Linked DNA regions of Mus musculus: all the other regions are linked to region 3. Evidence: chromatin loops called from intact Hi-C (ENCODE). Cell type or tissue: left cerebral cortex. All regions are shown on one strand.

Evidence for each region. A loop is a pair of places that touch in the nucleus more often than their neighbours do. Peaks named below come from ENCODE experiments on the same cell type or tissue, not always from the same donor. Only the 100,000 strongest peaks of a DNase experiment are listed, where the experiment ranks them.
Region 1: a loop joins it to region 3, with 4 times the contacts of the local background. A loop is called at or near these places in 5 of 42 quality-filtered maps.
Region 2: it touches region 3 in a loop (2.2-fold over the local background); 20 of 42 quality-filtered maps call a loop at or near these places.

Annotation. Positions count from the first base shown.
Region 1 is chr5:42,171,155-42,179,154 of GRCm38, forward strand. The region is part of intron 1 of Gm16223 (predicted gene 16223); the gene reads left to right. Among named protein-coding and RNA genes, the nearest start is that of Gm16223, 110 kb to the left of the region's middle. In left cerebral cortex, a CTCF peak has its summit at 3,136; DNase peaks (open chromatin) are centred at 958, 1,278, 3,141, 4,078 and 2 more places; H3K27ac peaks cover 1,068 bases.
Region 2 is chr5:43,357,160-43,365,159 of GRCm38, forward strand. The region is part of intron 1 of Gm43699 (a long non-coding RNA gene); the gene reads left to right. Among named protein-coding and RNA genes, the nearest start is that of Gm43699, 6.8 kb to the left of the region's middle. In left cerebral cortex, CTCF peaks have their summits at 332 (motif pointing left) and 3,345 (motif pointing left); DNase peaks (open chromatin) are centred at 1,962, 2,339 and 3,347; H3K27ac peaks cover 1,621 bases.
Region 3 is chr5:43,232,559-43,240,558 of GRCm38, forward strand. Cpeb2 (cytoplasmic polyadenylation element binding protein 2) reads left to right here and starts at 695. Exons shown (of 12, transcript NM_001368806.1): 1 at 695-2,530; 2 at 4,749-5,030; 3 at 5,769-5,858. The coding sequence starts at 905. It overlaps Gm7854 (predicted gene 7854), which reads right to left and starts at 2,796. Exons shown (of 8, transcript NR_028417.2): 1 at 2,394-2,796. In left cerebral cortex, CTCF peaks have their summits at 148, 1,175 and 4,131; DNase peaks (open chromatin) are centred at 484, 1,253, 1,979, 2,708 and 4 more places; H3K4me3 peaks cover 6,872 bases; H3K27ac peaks cover 6,145 bases.

The DNA of each region.
Region 1 (8,000 bases), 1.1 Mb before region 3:
TTGATCCACCAAACTTGTATTTCAAACTTTAGAGGTCCTATTTCTTTCCATCAGTAGATGAAGGGAAAAATTTCTCAAGGCATTCATAATCCCTTCTCATTGTTTGGAATTGGTACTCTCTTCAAAGATTTTTAGCAGCCATTCCCAGTAGTCTTCTAATTTTAGCAGCCATTCTCAGTAGTCTTCTAATTTTACCAACTCTGAGTAGCAAGAGATCTCTCAGGTCGATAGAGATGTTGCTGCTGTTAAAGCATTTGAAATACCTATATAGCTACAGTACTGACTGGATACTCTAGACATGCTTATAACTGTGGGATGCTAGACACTACTGGTGAACTCTGAGGAGTCTGACACCTCCTCTCAGATGATGTCTTTAACAGTTCCATCCAGAGTTCTCCAGTTGTTCCCATTGTTAACTTCAGCACTCTTCTTCCATTTCAAGCTACTAGATCAGCTAAGTCTAAGTTTATCTAGAGAACCTAGACACATGAGTTAGGGATCTCTCTCTCTCTCTCTCTCTCTCTCTCTCTCTCTCTCTCTCTCTCTCTCTCTCTCTCTCTCTCTCTGTGTGTGTGTGTGTGTGTGCTCATATACCAGGACAGGAGAGTTTGATTTACAAAAACTGCTGCTTATGATCCTTCATCACCACATATTTTTATTTATTCTATCTCTTCAATGCATGATCCTCTGTCCTTTGAACTATCGCCAACACTTTATCCTAGGCAATATAAGACAACAATTTTGAGGATAGAGTCAGGTGAGTTCTCAGTTCATATTGCCTGTAAGACCTTAACGATGTTTCACAGACAGACAATAGCTTTAGGGACACCCCATGCTCCAGTTGTCAGGGGCAGGGGGGGGGACCTACATAAAGATTGTGCAGCACAGCTCCTATATATATATACACAGGAACTTGGTCTAGCCTGTATATGTTCTGTGGTGGGTGGCGCGTGGCTTAGTTCCTGAAAACTTAGAAATTTTAAATATGGTGTTGAGCAGTATACTGGCATGACTGAAATACACTTTTTGCATAAGTGGGTGACATGAATGAAGAAACCTTCAGTTGACGACAACTGATGAACAAGATTTAGAAGATATGTGTCCTCATTCTTTTGAATAGCTTGATAGGAAGAAGAGAGTTCCGAGAATCTTCGAGTCTTTAGTTATTCAAATTTGAAGGAACCTTTTCTTTTATACCCCTTCCAGGGATAGAATGAAGACATTGCCATAGTTCCTACAGAACTGTAGACCTGGCATTGTGTACTATAAGAATCAAAGAGAGGCTGTCCCTCTGTTGTAAATCTCCCTTTGTGGTGAAGCAGGGTACTATGAAGGCAGAACACTAAGGAAAACAAATTTTTTTTCTGGGGGAAAGTGGATGTGGAGTCTTTGCCACTTCTGATAGATGATTTTCCTACTCTGGGACTCAGATGAGACTAAAAGACCATCATGATCACTTATTTTTTTTATGCAAAAGAGAAGCTGTTTCTGCAACCAGAGTGTCCAATGTGTGAAATAAAAGATACTGTTGAGAAGGAAGCCTGCTGGTAATAATAAAATAAACACATATTTTACAGTGCTATTTTGGAAAACCATATCTGCTATTCTCTTTCTCATATTGAAGGACTTATATTGTACTGGTAATCTCTGCCTTCTTTTCTCTCATGTTTTCAAGAACATAAAAGCTATGATTCCTGTTGGCCTGCTACTGATGCCTCCAGATTATGTTCTCAGTCTCTGAGTCTGAAAATCCTTTCATGATCTTCAGCCAGGGAACTGAGAACAGCACACATGACAACTGGTGCTAATCTGCCTTTCTTGAAAGGAACTCGGAATGAGACCTTCTTTGTAGTTGTTTATAGACTTTCATATGGCCACTCGGGGAAGAAATATGTTAATCTACCAGCTTGCTAAGTCTGCCATAATACCTATCCACATGGGAGGTAATTTTAATTGTAAAATTTACCCTCTTCCAGATATGGGGGCTAGTTATTAGCAGGACTATGATCTCTTTCCAAGCACCAGAGAGATATCTCTCTATGTTCCTTTTCTATTTTCTGATGGTTGCCTACCAACCTTAGTACATCTTGCAGATGTGTCACTCTAACATCTGTCTTCAATGCCACACAATGTTCTCCCATATGTCTTTATGCATGCATTTATAAACAACTTTTTCCCTTCTTACAAGAAGGAATGACATCTAGAATTACTCCTTTTTTAAATATGGTCCCATTAGTAATGGAGTTTAAGAACTGAAAGTATCTCTCTGAGAGACAAATCCACTGTATTTTATGACAAATAATGGAAGTATCTCATAGTTTTATTCTCCATAGACGGCCATACTATATGTTAGTTAATTGAATATTACTCCAAATTATATTTGCCACAATGCAATACTTCGCATGCAGAACCTGGGCCCAAGGGCAGGACATTCAGGCAGTGAGTCTTAGTTACCAAGATACTTTACGCTGTGGCTGGTGTCTTCTTTGTCTGTGGTAGATGACTCCTGTCATCCTGCAGTTCTCTGCAGTTGGTAGGCTGCCTGCTAAGTGCCTCTCACTTGTTGTGTTTTACTTTGGTCTTACAGGTCTTGGTAGCAGTTCATAGTGGCTTATTAACTCCATTCTCCTCCAGTGGTCATGTCATCGACTTCTCATTGGAAGAAATGAGAAGAATGTTTGTCTTCTTATTGCCAGGTAGATGTCTAGATTTTCATGTTTCTTATGTGTTTGTATTATTGTTTGATTATTTTCTTGGGCTCTTATACCATTACCACTCTTCCAAACCTTATTCCACCTTAATTACTTCCAACACCCCACCCCAATCACTAGGTAGGAAAGAAGACTAGAGTGGGAAGTGGTTATAGAACTCTATAGTATACTTTCTGATGATTAGGGTCATTGGGTTCCTTGGGGGCAAGTCCAACTATTGTCATCAGAATATCCAGCTATCGAGCAAATCAGAAACCAGCAATCCAGCAATAGGAAATGTGTTGTTCATTTCCAGAGAAGGATATGGTGTCTGGAATGTCATCCTTTAGAGGTCTTGACTTTTTATGCATAATGAGACATTGCCCCTGGTGCCAATACCTTTATCTATTCAGCAATAAGGCAATGGTACTACGTGTGGATAACATTATAGCCTCTTGAGGGAGCTCAAGGCCTTTTACCACCGTCTGCATCTACTCTGCAAAGACAGAAGCAATCTGTGAAATTAAGGATTAAATGACAGATATATACAGAAAAAAAAAAACTACATGCAAGATATATGGGAATATTTAATGGGAAAGAAAAAAAGAAAGGCTCTGATTTTTTTCTTGCAAGGAGAATAGTTCATCTTTAAAGAGTTCATCTTTAAAGGGCCAGAGAATGGCGTTTTTCCTATTTGTCAAGCAGATATCTACAGGAATGAGGGATGAGAGGCAGTTGAAGTCAGTTCTCTCCTGGTTTGGCACAGTGACAAGAGAGGAGTTTTGATCTGTTCTTTTCTATTTCTTGGAGTGGGAAAATCTGAGATGCAGAGTTCAAGCTTAAAGTCATAGCATTAATGAGAATCCTTATGGCTAGTCTGCCCCTGTGTCACAAATTCTTCCAGGACTTGTATGAATTTGATGGGACCAAGGTCCTTATCAACTCTTAGCCCTATGAGAATACAAAACAGAGGCATGAAAACATGCAAAAAGAAATCAGTCCACTTTGCCACAGACTGCAGCTTCTCAGAAACTGAGCTTCTCCAGCTACAATGTAAACATTATACCCAGCTAACAAGCTATCAGGAGATTCATAAGAACACTGGGATAGAAATACCTAGCCTGCTGCACACACATGTGCACACACACACACACACACACACACACTGTGTAGTTGTTCATCAGGTGTTGGGTACAATAACAGGCATGGGTCTGGGTACCTAATGATATCGGCTGCTGTTAATGAGCTCTATGTGACAAGATGATTAATACTGTGTTATTTCATTCCTTCACTTCAGCAGTTTCACTAGGTGTATCCCGTATTCTCCAAATGCTGTCACAGATGTCAGAGAGGCTGAGGGACATTCTGGGCTCACACAGCTAGTAGATGTTTGAGCTGGAATTTGAATGTATGATGGTCTGCTATGCTATGGCAATGCTTTTCATCTCCAGAGTCCATCAGTGCCAAATTCTAGCTCCTTTATGGAAGCTACCATTGAACCTTGCGTGCTATGTGTCCCATAGGGGGATGGGGTCTGGACTGAGGATATGGTGGTAGCCAGCCTTAGAGCATTGCTAGATGCATGCCTTTGCTGCAAACACCAGCTGTTGAATTGTTCTCTCCTCCATGGACGCAGAAGACACTGATGTATTTGAGTGCCACTTTTTAATCAAGGAGACTATCCATCTCCTGTTGTCATTTGATCTTTCTTGAAACAACAGTCACAAATCTCCAGGCAACACAGACGTGATGCAGGCAAAATGAAAGAGGAGGTGGTAGCATCTTGCTCTCATTAAGGGTTGAGGAGAAAACACACAGCTCTGCCTCAAGTGTTTGGGGAATGTGTTATTTTTAGAAAAGAACATTTTGTGATTTTAGTTGTTTGATTTCTGAGAAGGCTCTCCTTTTAACTTTTTCTTTTCAGTACATTGCAGGATCAAAAAGGAAGGATAGACTGAGTAAAAACAATCAATCAACAAACACAGATTGAGACCCTTGTGTGTGCAAGCACAGAGGTAGAAACAGAAAGTGCTTAGGCTTTGTCCTTGCGCTCTCGGGTGCTTCGGACTTACTAAGAAAGACTGCCATTCTGTGTATGTATACAACCCAGATAAAGCGGTTGGATTCACAGCAAGAATAATATCCAGAAACGTAACAACTGTAGAACCTTGAAAAATGGATGGAGTTGTTTATTCATTTGTCCTTCCAATGAGTATGCATTGAACATCTTCTCTGTGTGTAGCAGAAAAGAGAAAAAGGAAGGTAAATAAGACCTTGCTCCTACTCTTGAAAAGTTTGTATAGCAGTGACAGACAGAATCATAAACCAAGAATGCCATGAGGCACAGAACTGAAATTTGTATAGGTATTATGTGTCCTTAGTGATTGAGCAAAAATAGCCAATCAACAAACACATATTGAAGCTCTTCTGTGTGTAGAGCGCAGATGTAAAAACAGAAAGTGGTTAGGTTTTCTCTTTGCTCTCTTGGGTGCTGAAGTGGAAGACACAATATGGTTCACGTGCCCCCCACAGGATCAGGGTTTGGATGCTGGTACATTTTTTGGAACATGTGTAGTTTTGGATATAAGATTTGGCTGGTACAATTAGGGCCATAGGGGTGGGGCTTAAGAGTTCCAGGCTGCCGGGCGTGGTGGCGCACGCCTTTAATCCCAGCACTTGGGAGGCAGAGGCAGGCGGATTTCTGAGTTCGAGGCCAGCCTGGTCTACAGAGTGAGTTCCAGGACAGCCAGGGCTACACAGAGAAACCCTGTCTCGAAAAATAAATAAATAAATAAATAAATAAATAAATAAATAAATAAATAAATGGCAGACTCTGAATTGGTCAGTCTAAATTCCAAAAAAAAAAAAAAGAGTTCCAGGCTGCTTCCTTTTCTATTTCCTAGCTATCTGCTGTGGTGGGAGCAGGCTGTACCACATGTTCTAGCCACTATGGACTTCATCATGCTTTTGCTACCTTGGTGGGCTTTATGCTCTCAAACTTTCTGCCAAAATCCTTCTTTCTCTATTTCTCTCAGGTATTCAGTCTTAGCAATGAGAAAGCACAAGTATGATTTGAGTTACTATAATAATTCAGAGAAAAAAATGAGCCTTTCCAGCCCTAATCTAGCTACTGAGGACTTCTCAGAAAAAGTGACTCCTGTGGGAGTTAGCATTGAGGGGCTGGAATGAGTCTGGAGAATATAGCTCTCCAAGGAAGGAAAGAGATTTGGAGCCAAGTTCTATGTGACTGGAAGATGGGGTATTTGTGCAGTTTGGGGGTCACCAAGAAGGAGGGCCAAGGTTCTACAGCAGCTCAGAAAACCCTCTTCAACAGCCTGTGGGAGTCTGAAGGGTTTTAGGCATCTCCAAACTAAGCAGGCCAGATGGTTGGTGTGCAGGAATACAAGGGACTCGGGCTGATGTGGAAGAGCAGTGGAGGGGATTTTTTTTTTGTTGTTGTTGCAGGGGTGAGGGTTTGCCAAGGCTTAAATCAGAGCTAAGATAGGAGATATAAAGAGTCAGGACAGTTAAACAGACTTAAGAGCAGGTGTTCTCAGGGTAAGAAGAAATGAAATGATATTGTTGGTGTGGATTGGGATACTGGGAAGAGGTAGAAAGCTAGGGATGGAGAGAAAGAACTTCATAAAAACTGTGAAAGGGGTGGAGATGGTGGCATTCATCATAGAGATACAGTTCACAAGATGAGGAGGTACTGGAGGCAAAGTAGAAGAAGGCTTTATGAGCAAGGACAACTGGCATTGTTGAGGATTGGAGCAGAGTTAACCATTTATAATTAAGCACACATGCAAGGAATTATGTCTCCATCCAATGAACATTATTTGAGTCACTGTCACACCCAGGTATTAGGCTACAGTCTGACATGAAACCCCCATAAAGGACATGTTGAAGAAATCCTATAGTATGTGAGGTTATGTAACATAACAACTGAAGAGTCCGGTTGCTAGGAGCAAATAATCCAGGAGAATGAATGATGAGAGATGGTTTCCTGGAAAGGTGTCATCAACCCTGCAACCAGAGCATCATGAAAACCCAGATGTATGAAAAGCATGAAAAAGAGCAAGGGGTGGATCCCTTGGTGATGTCTGAGAGTCACTTAGAGGACCAGAGAAGCTTGACTGTAACCAGAAGAGACTGGCAGCAGCTACAGACAGGGAGTGGTAGTTGGGGGTTTTATAGGTCTTTTAAAGCAGTTCAGAACACATCATATCTCCAAAGGGAAACCAGGAAAGTAAGGATGGAGGCATATGGCCTGACATGTTTACCAAGACAACTGTGCCTGCTCTGTGGAACAGGCATGTAAGTTTTCAGGAGTTTAAATGGGTAAGTGATGACAACTGATAGTTCATGTTGTCAGGGCTCACTGGACCCTCTTGGAGTTACCTGGGAGTAGAGGGGACTGGTATGATCAACAGAGGCTTCCTGGAGGGGAGGCCATCTGAACGTAGCCTTAAAGGGGTGAGCTTTTAGGAAAATTGCAGAATGGAAATGCCAGTAGAGGTGACTCTCAGTGGGTCTGTGAAGGGAGGAACAATCTGGGAGCATTTTCCAAAATCACTTCACTAAAAAGCCGGGCCAAAGCAGCTTTTAATTTAGAGCCTTTTATGGGCTAGAACACGGTTCAGAAGAAATCAAGGACACTGGCAGGTGAAAAGTGCTTAAATCAGAAAGACATCACAGTTAGGGAAAAGGGAGCAACCATCTCTTGCTTTATGGCAGGGACATTAACTGGACACTTCAGAGACTGGGGCATATAAATGAAGAGAATTGGAGACTTCCTTTTGAACTCTGCTTTGTATCCAAACTGGAGCCATACTGTGCTCCATTCTGCACTTGGGGACTCAGGGAAAGTGCTGTTTTGCAGGGTATTAACAGTTGTTTTTCAGAATCTGCTGTTTGAAAGTTCTTTCAATGCTGAGAAGCAAAACATCCAGCCTCCACATTGACAACAAGGGTACCAATAACTAAACCATACTCCAGAGCCCCAAACACCTGGCAAGGCCACTCCATCCATCACTCAGCAGGTCTATTGTTAACAGAAATTTCCTTTCTTGTATTTGTCTTGGGTTTATACCTTTGAAATATATTTCTGCCTCCAGACTCTTGAATTTATGCACAGGTCAAGTGCAAAAACAATATGTTGCTGTGTAAACACAGCCCACAGGAAGATTTTTGGACTTTCCAAATTGAAAAAATTCCCTCCCTTTCATATGAAAGTACGTATTTCCTGTTTCTCTTAAAAATTCAAGTGACTCAACCACTCTGGCTCACACAGAACAACAAAAAGGTAAA
Region 2 (8,000 bases), 120 kb after region 3:
TTGAATGATTCCATTCTTCCAAACTTATTGAGTATACGAGACAGAAAATAGCCAGTTCCTGAGTATTGCTCCCTGAGCTATCCATTTGATAAGTCTTACCTCCCTGAGTTCAGCTGCACAGCTGTCAGAAGAGCCAACTCCTGCCGAAGAGAAATTAAATGATCTTTCCAAAATCACCAAGCTAAGAGTGGCGGGATTGATAGACCCTGGAATCAACCTGCAGGTAGAATCCTCTGCATCTTTCTACTTAGTATCCCATAAGCCCCACACATTCATCCAGGTCAAACTCCAACTCACCTCCATGCCTCTCTCTGTGAACACCAGTACCACCTGCTGGCCTGCTGAGCCAGCTTCTCTTCTTGCCTGCGTCCCAGGTCTTCTATCTCTTTCATTCTATTCTGAGTCAGGTTGTTGTTTCTTCCACACCCTTTCCTTTCTTCTCAGTCCACTGCAACATCTATTCCAAGGCATCATAATGTCCTGCTGAACTACAGCAATTATCTCTCAACTGGTTCCCCTGCCTCAGCCCTTCATTTTATGCTTAGCACTTGATTACTCTTCCAAGAGCTTGACTACGAGCATCACCTTCTCTATGCTGAGTCTCCAAGAGCACCTCATTTGATAAAGTCTATCTCTTCTCCCGCCCTGCAGTGTCAATGCTGTCCTCATGACTTCTCCGTTAGATTAATAATGCCCTGACCAATTGGTAGAGAAGTCAGTTTTCTTATCTTTCTACAGATTCTTTGTTCTACACCTTTTCCCTCAGAGATCCCTCTGAGTGAATGGTCATTATTTCCCACATCTCCCTCAAGCTCAGGGATGGCCTACCCTTTCTTCAAGAGGATAATAAGCTCGCTCCCTGGAGCCTGCCCCACAGACCTGTCCAGATTATTAGCACTTTCTGAGCCCTGTAAGACTGTCTAGACCACAATCTGGGGCTATGCCAAGAACGCCTTAGTCATTATTCCTATGAAGATATCTGTCTCTGCCACCAGCTTAGTACATTCTGAGGGGCTTACACTGCCTCCAAACAGGCATCATGATCATGTACACCTCAGTGTCGTTACCACAAAATAGAACAGATGACGGCCTCTTCTTCCTTCCTGTATGAATCTTTTTCTTTCTCGGAACCTGTTGATTCAAGGTCTAGGCTAGGTTTAAAGTGACTGACTATCAGAACATCAAGGTTGGAATTCTTAAGTTTCTAGAAACTTTCTCAGCAGCATTCCAGGGCAAAGGAAAGGGGGCAAAGACCTCGAAGGCAAAGATGCTTTACCTTCTAGGTCCTGTTATCTTATTCAGAAACATCTCTCTTGAGTCTATTCTACAAGTTTGGGCTTCTGGTCACACTTTTGTTTCTGTACATTGTTATTCATGACTTTAAAACACATGAAAATTACTGGAGCTGATTGATTCCATTGTGTCCTGGAGCTTTTCCACATTTTAATCTGTTGCAAGCGATGAAGGGTAATAATGATTCACTCGTATTAAGTGTTTTTGCCTTGTGCTTGGCACTGTGCTAGCTACAGGTACTAATGACACACAATTGGGATGTCCTGAATGAAACCTAAATGTGGGATGAGTTTATTTATAACCCAGACAACACTGTGCCCTGCATTCTCAAAGGACAATGGTTAGTATCTGGAACAATTTCCATTTCTGTACCCTTTGATAGAAAGAAGACAATGAAAGTGATTGTGGTCTTTTTCATAACTGTTTGGTGAAGGTGGCACAGCAAACTAGCTGACTTTCACCTCATCTGTAATCTTGAACAAGGATATCATCTGAGACACCCCTGATTGAGTAGCTGCTCTTATCACTGTGGCTATGCTGTCAGTTAGCTGGCTGAAAGGTGGGCTTTATGGAAACCTTACTAAAGCTAACCATCCTGGGCTTTAGCATCCTTGGCAACCCTACTTCTCTAACCAACAGACCATAGCATGACTCAGAACTTGGCATTGAATTGAGCCCAAAAAAGCCTTCTTTCAGGCAGCCCACATCCTAAGACACAAGACAAGTGTCTCTAGCCAGGAGATGTCCTATACACAACTGCACAAATTCTAACTTCATGGGTACTGAAAAATACCAGAGTATTTTAAAGTGTGTGTGTGTGTGTGTATGCGTACGTATGTGTCTGGTGTGTGCATGTATGTGAACTAGGTGACAATTTCCACAAGAGAAGGTATCTCAGAATCTCTCCAGACAATGGTTCTAAAATAAGCAAGATTAGTCATGGTCAAACCATTTGCTTTTGAACCTAAACCAGATACTAAATTGTGCTACAAAAATCTGTAAATTCCTGGTATTCAGGACTGCCAAGATGTCTGAGAGAAGATGGTCCAAGCCTCAACAGGGCTCATCACAATCACCCCTCGGCTGACAAAGGCGCTCTGTATGCTGGGCCCTGATTAGGAACAAGCTTAGGATTTAGCACAATCTGTTCTGTGAGGCCAATTTTCCAGGAGCTGTGACATAATTGCGCTCAGAAGTTGTGAGCTTGATTTCGAAACTCTTGATATTGTCATGGAAATGATCGTTGTATTTTATTGCAATCAATTTTTTCTTTAGACTAAAGCAGAGAAGTTGAGTAAGAGGGGGAAATTAGTCCTTTAATAAAGGAAGAAAACAGATACTTAATAGCGTGTTTCAAAAGTTGAATACAGTAAATTACAAAGCTGGAGAAAATAAGACATACCATTTTCCTGTTCCTTCTTATTCCCCCTGCTTCTAGCTCATCCTTTCAACGCCTCCTCTGCCCATTCACAAATGGCCCCTGCTTCCTGCCTTTTGTTGTTTTACCTCCCTGATGTGGGAGTGGTGTGATAATGAAATCTCTCAGGCCAGTCCCTGCAGATAGATAATACCTCTTTGTTGGCTGGTGTTTTACCTTTATTCTGAGGCTCTCCATGGCTTAAAATAAGGCTCTACCAAATGTGTATGGTAGATGTCATTCAACTTCTATTTTTTTATGGGTTAAAAACCTGAAAGAAATGACAGCCTAGTGGAAGGGCCGTGCATGGCTTTTGCTTTATTCATTTTCAAAGTCAAACTAGAGAGGTTGTTATTACATACATATACTTAAAAATACAAGAAAAGTGGGGGTTCTCTGATCGTTTCCCAAGAATGTACAATGATTGGAAGAAAGAAAAGAAAGGAGATGGGGAGGAAGAAAGGAAGGAAAGGATGAGAGACTGTAAAAAAATCAAAACAAACCAACCAACTAACCAACCAAACAAACAAACACAAATCTACCCTAAATGCATCCTGTGGTATAAATATGTCCTTTTTCCCTGCCAACCTCTGGAGTTTGCAAAGGACTTTAGACAAGTACACGTGGCCCCATCTTCTGGCAGACTTATGCAATAGCGGTACCTATCTGATGATCTTCAAGGGTGGTTTCTTCATTTTTCTTTTTCTTTTAAATGTACTGTTCAAGGTTTGTCTTTTCTTTGGATTTTCATCCTAAGAACTTTATTGCTCTCTAGATGCTTCCGTTTCTCAAAGGAGGAATAAGAGACACAAATTGGATGGGAATCCAGAAGCTTCATGTCCTCTTGTCAGCACATGTGTATCTGTGTAGGCAGCCCATGCATCTGCAGCTGCCTTCTTCATAAAGAAAGAAGTAAGCTCTCCCTCGTAGGTTAGGTGATTGGAAGAGATGCCATGGAACTGAATGGTCAATGAAGATGATTTATCAGCTGGTGTTGGACAGCCTCCTCTCCATGACCCCCCCCCCGCCCCCCCCCCCCCCACACACAAATGAGTGACTCAGCTCAAACTTGGCTGGAATGCCAGCATCCATTGGCCTAAGCTGTTGATCTTGGGGCAATTAATTGTTATCCAAACGGGAGGTCCAAAGAGTCAAGATTCAATGGGAGTTGCAATTTGGGCCAAGAATTCTGCAGGCCTTGTTGTGTTAGTGAGGATGGAGATCAGAGAAATGGCGATAAGAGAATGATGGTCTAATGTGTTCTTTTCTTGGAGGTAAAAAGTAAACAGAATTCTGAGAAGCAAATTGGTGGATTTCTTATTCTCAGGGGCTCACAAGGGGCTGTCTAACCTCTAGCTGCTGCAGTATGATGAGTCTAGACCTTGCAAGGTCATTTAAGAGGAGGTGGATCAGAATGGAGAGCTGAACAAAAAGTCCCATCTCTCTCCTTCATCAATTCCAGAAGAGTTTTCCCACATACCATGGAAACTGAGCAGTGTGTGTGTGTGTGTGTGTGTGTGTGTGTGTGTGTGTGTGTGTGTGAAAGCAGTCTCATTATAAAACTTGAAACAGGATGGCAGAACAGGATATTAACTACCCACACAACCTATAAAACCAAAGGCATGGATCTCTTTGTTCTGAAGCCACATAAGCATCTCAATTTCATTTAAAAGTGCAGAGTAAGGAAAAGGAAAAGCTTATGTGTGGCACCCTGCAGAAACCATGACCATGCCTTAGATCACATGGAGCTAGTTCGAATCTCTACTATCTCAGTCATCCAGCTTGTTCATAATTTGGAATGTTGGTGAGGATCAACCATAATGTAACTGTGGTATTAGTGATGATACCTAGGGTAAAACCTAATGTGTCTTGTGACTTTACAATATGCCAGGTTAAGTATGAAGCCTTGTATACGAATTGTATTTAATTCCCAAATGAAGTTGTGAATCAGATTTACATATTGTCTGTGTTTTAGAGATAAGAGAGAAATGGGCAAAGACAAGGACACACTACAGTCCTGGAGTAACTTTGTCAGATGACCATTTTTACAAAGCACTTGTTATGCTAGGCTGTATTTGAGGAAGCAGAGACAAAAGCAGTGAACAGAATACATACAGAGTCCTGCAGCTGTAGAGCCTACACCAGGCAGATGACAAACAAATAAGTCATGACAGAGACCGAGTTGTGTTCTAACAAAATGCCAGCATGAAAGTCATAGCCCATGGTGTGAGTGCACCTGGAGACGGAACTTCTGAAAGTTAGTTATGAAAGCTTCTGCCACATTGCCTAAAAGAAAGAACTAGGGAGCGTAATTGCTTATGTGGGCTCCTGTTTTCAGATGGTTCAGATCTTGGTGGCCTATCGTTTGGGTAGAACAACATGGCCATAGGAACATGTTCATTGTATAATTTTCATACTAGCATCAGACAAAGAGGGATTCAGGGAAGAACCATGGTAAGATATAGTTCCTAAAGAAATGTTCCCTTGGGGGCTGGAGAGATGGCTCAGTGGTTAAGAGCACTGACTGCTCTTCCAGAGGTTCTGAGTTCAATTCCCAGCAACCATAGGGTGTCTCAAGAAATCCCCCTGTAACCAGGTCCTCCAATTACTTCCCACCAATTACTTTACACCATTTCCCAATAATACCATCTTATTGCTAATCTCTTAATATTGGATTGGAGTCCCCATGACCTAGTCATGCTTGGAAAATTCCTCACAGATACACCCAGAGGTGAGCTTTACTAGTCTCCTAAGCATTTCTCACTCCAATCAGGCTGACATTTAAGATTAATTATCACAGCTTAAATGAGGTCATAGGCATGGCCTTAATCCCCAGCTGATAAGGGATGGTGACCTTACAGGAGGAGAAATTCCTTTGAGACACAGTCAAAGGGAAGGTCAAATGAGCCACAAGATGGTGGCAGTGCACATGCCAGGACAACAGTATTTCTCAGTATTCCAGAACTAGGTGATCATGATCTGAAACTTCTGACATCCAAAAACACAAGGGATGAGTTTCTATTGTTTATGTCACTCAGTCTGCGGAATTTTGTTACAACCAGAGCTGAGCCATACACAGTGAATGTCCTCTACTGACAAGTGCTATAGATACTGCTTTAATGTTGCAGTGCTAGGGATGGCCATCTCTCTATACATGGGTGACATATCTCTTTTAGGGAAGAAATAGAAAACAGGTAGGTACTTGAAGAAGAGAGCATTGCAGGGATATTATACATCTCTAAACAACAGGAAGAGAGCTGGCATGACTAGAATAGAATGGATGATGGTGAAGTAGCAAAAGATAAAATGAGCCTATGCTGGAGCCACGCCTATTAAGTGGTCCTACCAGGGAGGACTATATTTGAATACTTTCATTTAGCTTGTTCAATCCTACCTATACCTTTATAGGTATTGACTTTATTTAATCTCTCATTTAAAGAGTTTCGCTCACATACAGTATAGTGTTGAGTTTGGCTTTTAAATCAACTTGAAATATTACTCTTTTAATAAGTATAAAAAATCTATTCATACAATTGACATGGGTGATGTTCTTGAGGTCAATTTTGTCTTATTGTTTTACATTGTGTATATACTATACATAATTAAAATGCATTTGTATTATATTGATCATAGTTTCATCTCAGTGAGCAATGTCTTTTTCTGAAAAATTGGGGAAATGTTTATAGCATAGTAGTTCTGCTAGCATTAATTATTTTACTATTTCTCTAATTTTCTGTTTTCTTACTGAACTTTTCTTTATGGCATATTTGAAAGACATTTCTATATTGACTCTGGAGAGACCTGGTTTATTATGCTTTGTGAGGGGCAGGGGTGTCTCATGAAATAAAGCACTTGCAACACAAGGGTGAGGGCTGGATTCCGATCCCCAACATTCACAGGATTGCTTGGCAGGCATCTTGGCCTGCCTGTAATCTCAGCTCACTGGAGGAAGTTGCATGAGATCCCTGGAGCAGACTTGCTAGCTAGACTAGCTGAATCTGTGAGGTCTGGGTTCAAGGAAGAGACCTTCCCTCAGGGGGTGTGGGGGGGTACAGTAAAGAGTAATCAACAAAATGTGTTCTCTGATATGCAGCTGGAGGTGGTTTGATCAAATTTCCTGTCTTGGTGGCTGTCTTGTCCTTGACTCTTTGGCTTTTAGAACAAGCTGTTCTTGGGGGCTACTTTTGTCTGTGTCCATTGACAATTCTGGCTGTGGGCTTCTCTGTTACCCAGTTAGGGGCATGTGAGACAACAGGAAAGCCTACTGTGCCATCTGTTGGGCCATGAGTTTCTGATCTGCATCATCTTCTTGCCTCTATTCTTTGGAGTCTAATAACTGTTCTCTACATGATGTTCACACTTCCGGCTTAATGTAGGTAACAACATAGAAAAGTCTATCTCCTTTATCCTTCCTGAAGTAGAAGCTTCTCCCAGAATTTTCTTCTCTCCCTTAAGAATATATATAGATGTAGCACACATATATTACTTTAAGGGTCACATTGCTAATGTTTTCCCAGGGATGCCTTTGTCATCACAAGCTCATTCTCTGACATCGAATGTCACTCTATTTCTGCCCTGCTTTCTATGTTGTTCTTATGATGTGTGGTGATAATTTAATTGCTCATCCCAAGCTAGTCTACCTTTTTCCTGGAGGACCCGAAGACAGATTCTTTTGCTCTGAACTCTGTTTATTTCACTAGTCCATATCTCCATGTCACCAATGCCAAGTCAAGTATTCTTAGTTCCTTCCAGACCCCATCACACTTAAATTCAACCTTATTTTTTACTTCTGGAGCTTTTGAATATTGGAGTTGTTATCAGTTGTTAACTTGACATAATCTATATAGCACAAAACATGGCGTCCCTATGAGGGATTATCCTGATTGTGTTAATTTGGGTAGAAAGAGCCACTCACTGTGAGTGGCACATTTCCTGTGACCTGGATCCTGTTTTTGATTAGGGATGCAATGTGACCAGCTGTTCCAAGCTCCCACCACTATGACTTCCCTGCCATGATAGACTTTAATGAGCCAAATAAATCCTCCTTCTCCTAGACTGTTTTCATCGGAATACTTTATCAGGGTGGTAGGTAAACAATTGAAGAAGAGTTCTATCCAGTCACTCTTCCTTGGGGATGACAATAATAGGAATGTTCGACCTTGCTTGACACTTGCTTTGTAATTCAATCATGTTCTCTCTGGGCCCCTTTAATTTGTCATTCCTGTCATTTTAATGCTTTGAATTATGATATTTTTGTCAATGCTCTTCATTACATTTTCATTTGATTCCC
Region 3 (8,000 bases):
GTCTCAGAACCTACTCAGAGCTCTCCTGCGCGAGTAACCACGCAGAGCCCTGTCGGCTCCCAGACTTTGTTCCCCTTGCTGAAGTGGAAATGTTTGCTGCAAAAGGCGCCGGTGTTTCGCGTTTTACTCTTAAAAAACAAACAAAAAAAAATGCCTTCCAGCGGTGGCAAGGGTGGGTGACAGCACGCGCGGCTCGCACCCGACCACAGAGCATGGGACCTTCTAGAGTCCTGCAAGCTTAGCGCCCTAGTCCTGCTAGCAGGTCTGGGACAGCGGCACTTCACGTGACCCCAGGGGCTGGGACAGGGCGGGGCCTGAGGAGGGGGCGCGTGCGACAGGGGACAGGAGGGGCGGTTGCCCAGGAACCGTCCGCAACGCCCGCGCGTGCTCGCCTCCGTGCGCACGCGCACGGTGCTCGAGACCCATTAGCCGTCTCCCCAACTTCCACCGGCTTTTTTTTCACCCCCTTGGGCTCCATTCAAGGTCCTGGACTGAGGGACGCGCCGCGCGCGCCCGCTGCCTCGCAGGGTCCACAACGCACGCTAATGAGGGGCGGGGCGGGGCGAGGCCGGCGGCGGCGGCGGCGGCGCGCTCGCGCGTGCCAGGGCGCGCGACAAGGGGCGGCGCGATTGTGAGGTGGCTGCTGACGCACGTTCCGGGGTTCTTAAGCGGCGAGGGCGGCGGCGGCCGAGGCAGCGGCGGTGGTGCCGGAGCCGGTTCCGGGAGGCGGCGGTGGCCTCCGTGAGGGGCGGCGGGGCCCCAAGTCGGTGCCCCGGCTCAGTCACAGTGTCCCTTTCCCATTGACCCCATCCTTCCACCACGGCCGCGCCGCCACGGCTCCCGGGGCTTTCTAGGCGGGGCAGGGGACGGGGTGCGTCTCCTGCCGCGGCCGCCGGCCTGATAAATGCGGGACTTCGGGTTCGGGGTGCTGCACACTGCCCTGCTGCGCAGCGGCAGCCCACGATCCTCGCCCGGCGGCAGCGCCTACCGGCCCTTCGCCGCCGGGCCGCCCGCCACGCCCTTCGGCCCGCTGTCGCCGCCGCCGTTGCCTGTCACCGGCTTCTCCGAGGCCGCCTCCCCCTTCGCCATCCCCTCGGGCGGCGGCGCGGCCAGCTCAGCCGCAGCTTCCTCTTCCTCCCCGCTCGTGGCGCATCCCCAGGCCGTGCAGGATGAGCTACTGCTCGGGCTGACACAGCAGCCGACGAGGCCGCTCTCGGGGGCGGCGGCCGCAGAGCAGCTCCCCAGCCACCACCCCGGCGGCGGCACGAACGCGGGTGTGACCCACCTCCTCCCCTCCCAGGACTTCAAACCGAGTCTGCACCACCCCTCCTCCTCCTCCGCCTCCTCCTGCTGCTGCTGCCGCACCTCCTCCCCGCAGGACTTCAGTAAGCGGCAGCAGCAGCAGCTGAGCAGCCAGAAGAGGAAAGAGTTGAGCCCGCCACACCGTCCCCACCCTCCGGACGCGAAGCCGCCGCCGCCGCCGCCGCCGCTCCACTGCCCCGGCCGCTTCAGCCCAACACCGCCAACGCCGCCACCACCGCCCGGGCCGCTCCTGCAGTCGGCGCCGCTCGCCCAGCGCTCTCAGCCGTTCAGCCTCCCGCACACGCAGCACCTCCCGCCGCAGGACTTCGCCCAGCGGCAGCGCCCGGTCGACCTGCCCCAGCTCCCGCAGCTCCCGCCCTCGCCGCCCGCAGCTCCGCGGCGCCGCCACGGAGGCGCGGGAAGCCCTCGCCAGACCCCGGCCGCGGGCGAGGGCAGCGCCGCCGAGCCCCCCAATGCGGGCTTGCCCCCCTCGACGCCGCCGGTGAACCCCGCGCCGGGCTCCATGGAGTCGCCCAACCACCCTCTGCTCAACAGCCCCAGCACCCTCCTGCCCGGCGCGGCGCTCGGCACCAGCGCCTTCAGCAGCCTGCAGAGCCCGGACCTGCCGCACCCCGGCGGCGGCGGGGGCGGGGGACCCCCCGGAGGGGGAGGCGGCTCCGCGTCTCCCCCACCGCTGCCCGGCTTCGGCACCCCCTGGTCGGTGCAGACCGCGTCGCCGCCGCCGCCCCAGCCTCCGCCGGCGACCCAGCAGCAGCCACCCCAGCAGCCGCAGCCGCCCCAGCAGCCGCCGCAACCACAGCCCCCGGGCTCCTCGGCTGCCACCCCGGGCAGCGGCGGCGGCGCGGGCGGCTCTCTGAGCGCCATGCCGCCGCCCAGCCCGGACTCGGAGAACGGCTTCTACCCCGGGCTGCCATCGTCCATGAACCCGGCCTTCTTCCCGAGCTTCTCGCCGGTGTCGCCGCACGGCTGCGCGGGGCTCAGCGTGCCGGCCGGCGGTGGCGGCGGCGGCGGCGGCTTCGGCGGCCCGTTCTCTGCTCCCACGGTGCCCGCGCCGCCCGCCATGAATTTACCTCAACAGCAGCCGCCGGCGGCGGCGCCGCAGCAGCCGCAGAGCCGGAGGTCACCCGTCAGCCCGCAGCTGCAGCAGCAGCACCAGGCTGCCGCAGCCGCCTTCCTGCAGCAGAGGAACTCGTACAACCACCACCAGGTAAGGCGTGCGCGGTGGGAACAGGAGCCGCCAAGCCCCCTCGAACGCCCCGGGCGCTCCGGCTTGGCGGCGGACCCGGGGTCGGGGCAGCACTCTCGGGAAGGCGGGCGGAGAGTGAGCAGCTAGGGCTGGGTCCTTCCCCGGGGTGACCGAGGGGACCAGAACTGGGGTTGTTCCCTTCTGGAGTTTGTCCTGAGCTGGGCTAATGAAGCCGAGGCGGCACCTGCAGCCGCACCCGCGGGCTGTCAGAGCTGGGAGGAACTGTCAGTCTGCGCGCGGCGGGCGGCCGCGGGCTGGAGTGCTCTCGACTTCTGCTCTTTTTAATGTTTGGTCACATCTTGAAGGGTTGAAGACCCAAGGCGCCCTTGAATCTAGGTTTTAATGTGTTTCCTCCTAGATGTCTCGACATGGGTGTGTACCGGAATCAGGGGGTATGCGGTATCATGAAATGACACCAAGCAGGCGCTTGGCTACTCTGTGTCCTTTCTGACTCAGGATGTTTTCTGTTATTGCCCCCAACCCGGACTCCGCCCAAGGCAGATTTTGGGTGGCCGTTGAGTTCGCTGATGTTGAGAGTTTCCTTGACCTTTAGTGGGGATAGCATTTATTATGGTGATCATTCGAAATCCAATGTCAAGATGAGGGATTGTCATGGAACCAAAATTTGACCTTAACTGGTTCTTCTCATAACTTTTCTGTTGACCAAAGTTTTCAAGAATGGATGCTGATTAAATTAACCAACGTCACAGTTAACAGTCTATCGAAATTAACCCAAGTAAAAGTTAACAGATTTGTTGGATTGTCTTTTATGCCCCAAGAATGGGGAAATATCAACTTTTGAAGTAATACACAATTTCCCATGGCTTATATGAGCAACTGTCTTTTGTGTGTCGGACTCTTCTCTTTTTAACTACAAGTTTGCCATTGAAATTGATAAATAATTTTGAATTCCCACAGTCAAAATAGAACGTTAGCAGGACATACTGCCGTGATTTGTATTTAACTGTAGTGTGCTCCAATAAACAAAAAGAAATGGGTTTTACCTTGGACTGTAAGAGGTCACACGGCTTTCATATGGAATTTTAGGTCACTGGAGAGGAACTTTGAACTGTGAGTCATTTAGTAGGCAAAATAAGGCCCTAGTGCACTGGGTAATTGTGCCTTGGCTCCTGGGCTGTGCTTTTCAGCTATGAGGACGGAGGAGGCTGTGTTTGCATGATTAAATTAGCATTTAAAACCCTGTAGTAGCATCCATTATCAAGGTTTTAAAATTTTCTTAAAGGAAACGTTTAACTTTATGATTACCATATTTATTGGGTTTTAGAAAGTCATAATCTATATTTCCACTGTCTAAATATTCCCAGAAAAATTTAGCCTTAGTTTATCGACAGTACAAATACTAGCAATTCCCAGGTCCTTTTAAAAAATGTACTGTGAATTTTCCATGTTTCGATGACTTAACTTGTCATCGACTCTATATTTGAATATAATTTGCTTTTGAATGTCAATGAACTTAACAGAGACTTGCCTTAAGATTACTAAAAATAAGCAAAGCCTGTGGTTGTTTATTGTGTATCTCAGTGGATCCACCTATGGGTAGCATCAGATAATTGCTTAGCAGTTCAAGGATAATTAAGTGAAAAAAAGAAAAGAAAACTGGAATAAAATACCTTAAAAGTTAAATTAACAATTCAGGAAAATGAAGTTGGGTTTTTTGTTTTGTTTGTTTGTTTGTTTGTTTGTTTCACCCTGTATTGACGTGTCCCTTAAAGGCATCTTCAATTCATTCTTAATGTTACCACTGTTTTTTGTTTTGTTTTGTTTTCCCAGAGTAGCCCAAACTGTTTAGAAAGCCTAAGGTCTAAAAAATTTGCTCCCATAGCTGAGGTCATTAAGAACATTTAACTAATACTAATTTAACGAGTAGAATATTGGTTACTTTAAGGATTTTCAAAGCTAACTGCAGCTTCAAAGTATATTTTTAGTAACTATCACAAGACATCACTGCTTTAGTAGATAGGAGGGTGAAAACTTCCCTAACTCGAAGTAAACAAGATTTCAAATAGCAAGATGGGAAGATTTCTTTTTGGAAGCCCCTTAAGAAATATTCTATTGGCTTTTGCGTTTCTTTCTTTATGGTCTCATTAAATTCGTGGTTCTAAAACTTAAATTATACGCTCTCTAAGGGCTGTAATTTAAATAGATATATTTTCCTCAGCCTCTTCTGAAACAGTCTCCTTGGAGCAACCATCAGAACAGCGGTTGGGGCACTGCGAGCATGTCCTGGGGAGCAATGCACGGCAGAGATCACCGCAGGAGCGGCAACATGGGGATCCCAGGGACTATGAATCAGATATCTCCGCTGAAGAAGCCGTTCTCGGGTAATGTTATAGCACCACCGAAATTCACTCGCTCTACTCCATCACTGACTCCAAAATCTTGGATTGAAGATAATGTGTTCAGGACAGACAACAATAGTAACACACTCTTACCCTTACAGGTAAGAATGGTATGTAAATATCCTCATTTCTAATGTTTATCTTTCAAAATAGGAAGTGGGGTGGTTGGAGGCATCAGTAGCCGTATAGGAAGATTAACAAAATTAATGTTCTAATTTTTAAGCATATCATTTAATTATTAGAGGGTAAAATACACAGAGGAAACAAAGAATTTCTCTGTAAATACACAATGAATGGAAATAAGCTTCCAAACATTTTAAAAAACTATGTTTCTCTCATACAGATTGAAGCCTTTAACTGGCAGTTCCTTAAAAGTGCTTGTTGTCTATTTCTAAATAGACAAGCAAAAATTGTCTTTCCGATTATATAGCCAAGATAAAAAAATTGTAACTGCAGTTGTGCATAGGTTTTTCTGTGGTCAGCTGTGTACATGTTAGATTATTCTTAATACTGCTGTGATTGTGGTACAAAAATATTAAGACTCTGAATCTAATTTAAATTACCTCACTGGTTCAGTGACTATAAATATAGACATATGTGTATATGTGATTTTTTTTCCAACTGATGATGGCCTAATAATATTAATGGAAATCATTTTTCCAGAACTGTTAATATTTTGTGATTCTTGCCAATGAGATTCAGTTTTTCTCAAAACTGTTAAGAGGATGAAACAAAAATTTAAGATAGTTTGATTGTTTTTCATTTCTATTTTTCTTTTTCTTGGGTGGGATGGGGAAGAGAACTGCTCATTTCTGATGCAAACTTCTATGCTATTGAAGGTGAGATCTAGTTTGCAGTTGCCAGCTTGGGGCTCAGATTCACTCCAAGATAGTTGGTGCACTGCAGCCGGAACATCCAGAATAGACCAGGTAGGCTGCACAGTAGTGTATGTTTCTCAGGATCGCGGCTAGGAGTTTAGTATTTACATTATGAGTAGGAGTGAACACTTGCGTTTCACTTATGCCATTTAAGCATATGTCGGAGATTATTAAAGCAATTTGAGTTTTTCAATATCGTTTGATCTAAACTCTTCAATATGTTTCTGTTCAAATTTAAAAGATTTGTAGTCATATTTTGAAATCATAACAAATGTGTTTATTACAATGAGTTATATATCCAAGAGCACCTGACTTTAAACATCATTCAAACTAAACAGATACTGTCTTTCTTTCAGAATTATCTGCATTTAAAATACAGCCTCATATGTTTATTTAACATCCAGCTTTACATTTAATGTTTTAAGAAATCTTCCAGTCAATGTTTGTCATGAAGTTTGATGCATTTGTTTTGCAGTATATCTCTGAATAGCTCCTTTTTTTTATTGTTTTTTAAACTTTTATAAAAAAGCCTTATAGCATAGTATTTTTACTCTACATTTTATTATTGCTTTTATCCTACAACTTATCTTCAGTATATTTGTGATTTAGAATGCTAAATCTGTCTTTCTGCAGACTGAATTTGAGTGTATACCGGTCCCAGGTGATGAGGATTAATAAAGGAGGGCGTAGAAACCTCAGGTCTTACATAAGAGGGAGGGGCTTTTCCTATAGATCCCAAGTCTGACCTTCATTTGTAAGTTAAGTGAGTGGATCTTTGTAATCCATAGCTAAGGCTCTTCCTCAAGGAATGTAGCAGCGTGAACTGATTTTTACCAAGATTAATAACAAGACATTTTATAGCTAGCCTTCCAATCTGGAGGACTAATGCTAACTTGAGTAATCAGTCACTAGCTACTGCTGTAGACCAGCCCTGCTTCTTTATCAAAGTTGTCCTGCCAGGCTCTCAGCATAAAAATAGTGGTTATCTTGCGGTTTTCAGCTTGCTGTCTTGTGAATGTAAACTCGCCACTCAACTGCTTCTGCTTCTCTTTCACTCAGTCCCAGTTCACTTGTGTTTGGGTAGCAGTGTCTTAAATCTGTGATTGCTGTAAAGAAGTTAGGTAGAGAGAGAAAAGTGATTGTAATTATTTTGAAGGTGGGAAGGGAAATAATGTTCAGAGACGAAGTGTAAGTACAAAAGCAGTGGGCCCTGGGACCAGCATACAAGCAGCCTTTACAAGTGTGGGGTGAGGGGTAGGCTTGAAGTGTTGAGTTGAGCCCTTGCCACTAGAGTAGACAGAGGTGACAGTGAAAGGGACATCTTTAGACTCACTTCTGGGACTGAGGGACTGACTCTGGCCTTCCTACTTAGGCTTCCAAGCAACGTGCCTCTTTATAACTTGGGATTTTACAAGCAACGTGCCTCTTTATAACTTGGGATTTTAGATAGGTTCCCCCCCCCCTCCAATTTTGGCACTTAAAGATATACTTTCTGGGAAACTGCTGAGCAATTAGTGTTTGTACAGAAGTGCTGTGATGCTGTGATGGCGAGTTCAGTGGTGGATGAAAATAGATGACTGATGGGAATATAAGTGATTTGGAAGGCAAGGCAATCCAAACCTGAGTCATCTTCTTACCTGTATTCTTTACCACTGGTTATGGCTTTTATCTCTAGGTCATAGCCTCGTCTATAAAGAAGGACCTTGAATTATACCGTGCAAAACCTTTGTAGGCCAACTCTTACACAGCCTCTGATCTGTTTGGCCTTTTCTTTTTTTCCCTGGTCTCCCAGTTCTCCTAACACTGACTGTATTGCTTTTTCAAAATATATAACAGGCTTGGGAGACTAAAGCCTTGAATTCAGACAATGCAAATATATATATAACCTTATTGCCTTCTTTAAGTAGTCAGTCATTATACTTCTTTTCTGTTTCTATCTTTCCATAAAAGCGTGTAGTGTTTGGAGTTCTAGAAAACACAACAGAGGCTAGGTAAACTGACACTGGTAGCTCAAAATAAATGTGAAGTAACTCCTCAGTATTCAGAAAGATTAAAATATTTAGAATGATCAATTATGTTAATATCAGAGCTAGTTTTTATTTTTGTGATCATACACTTTTTATTAACAAGTACATTATTTTAAACAATGTAACTTATTTCCTTTAGTCTGAAATGAATCAGGTCTACACTAAA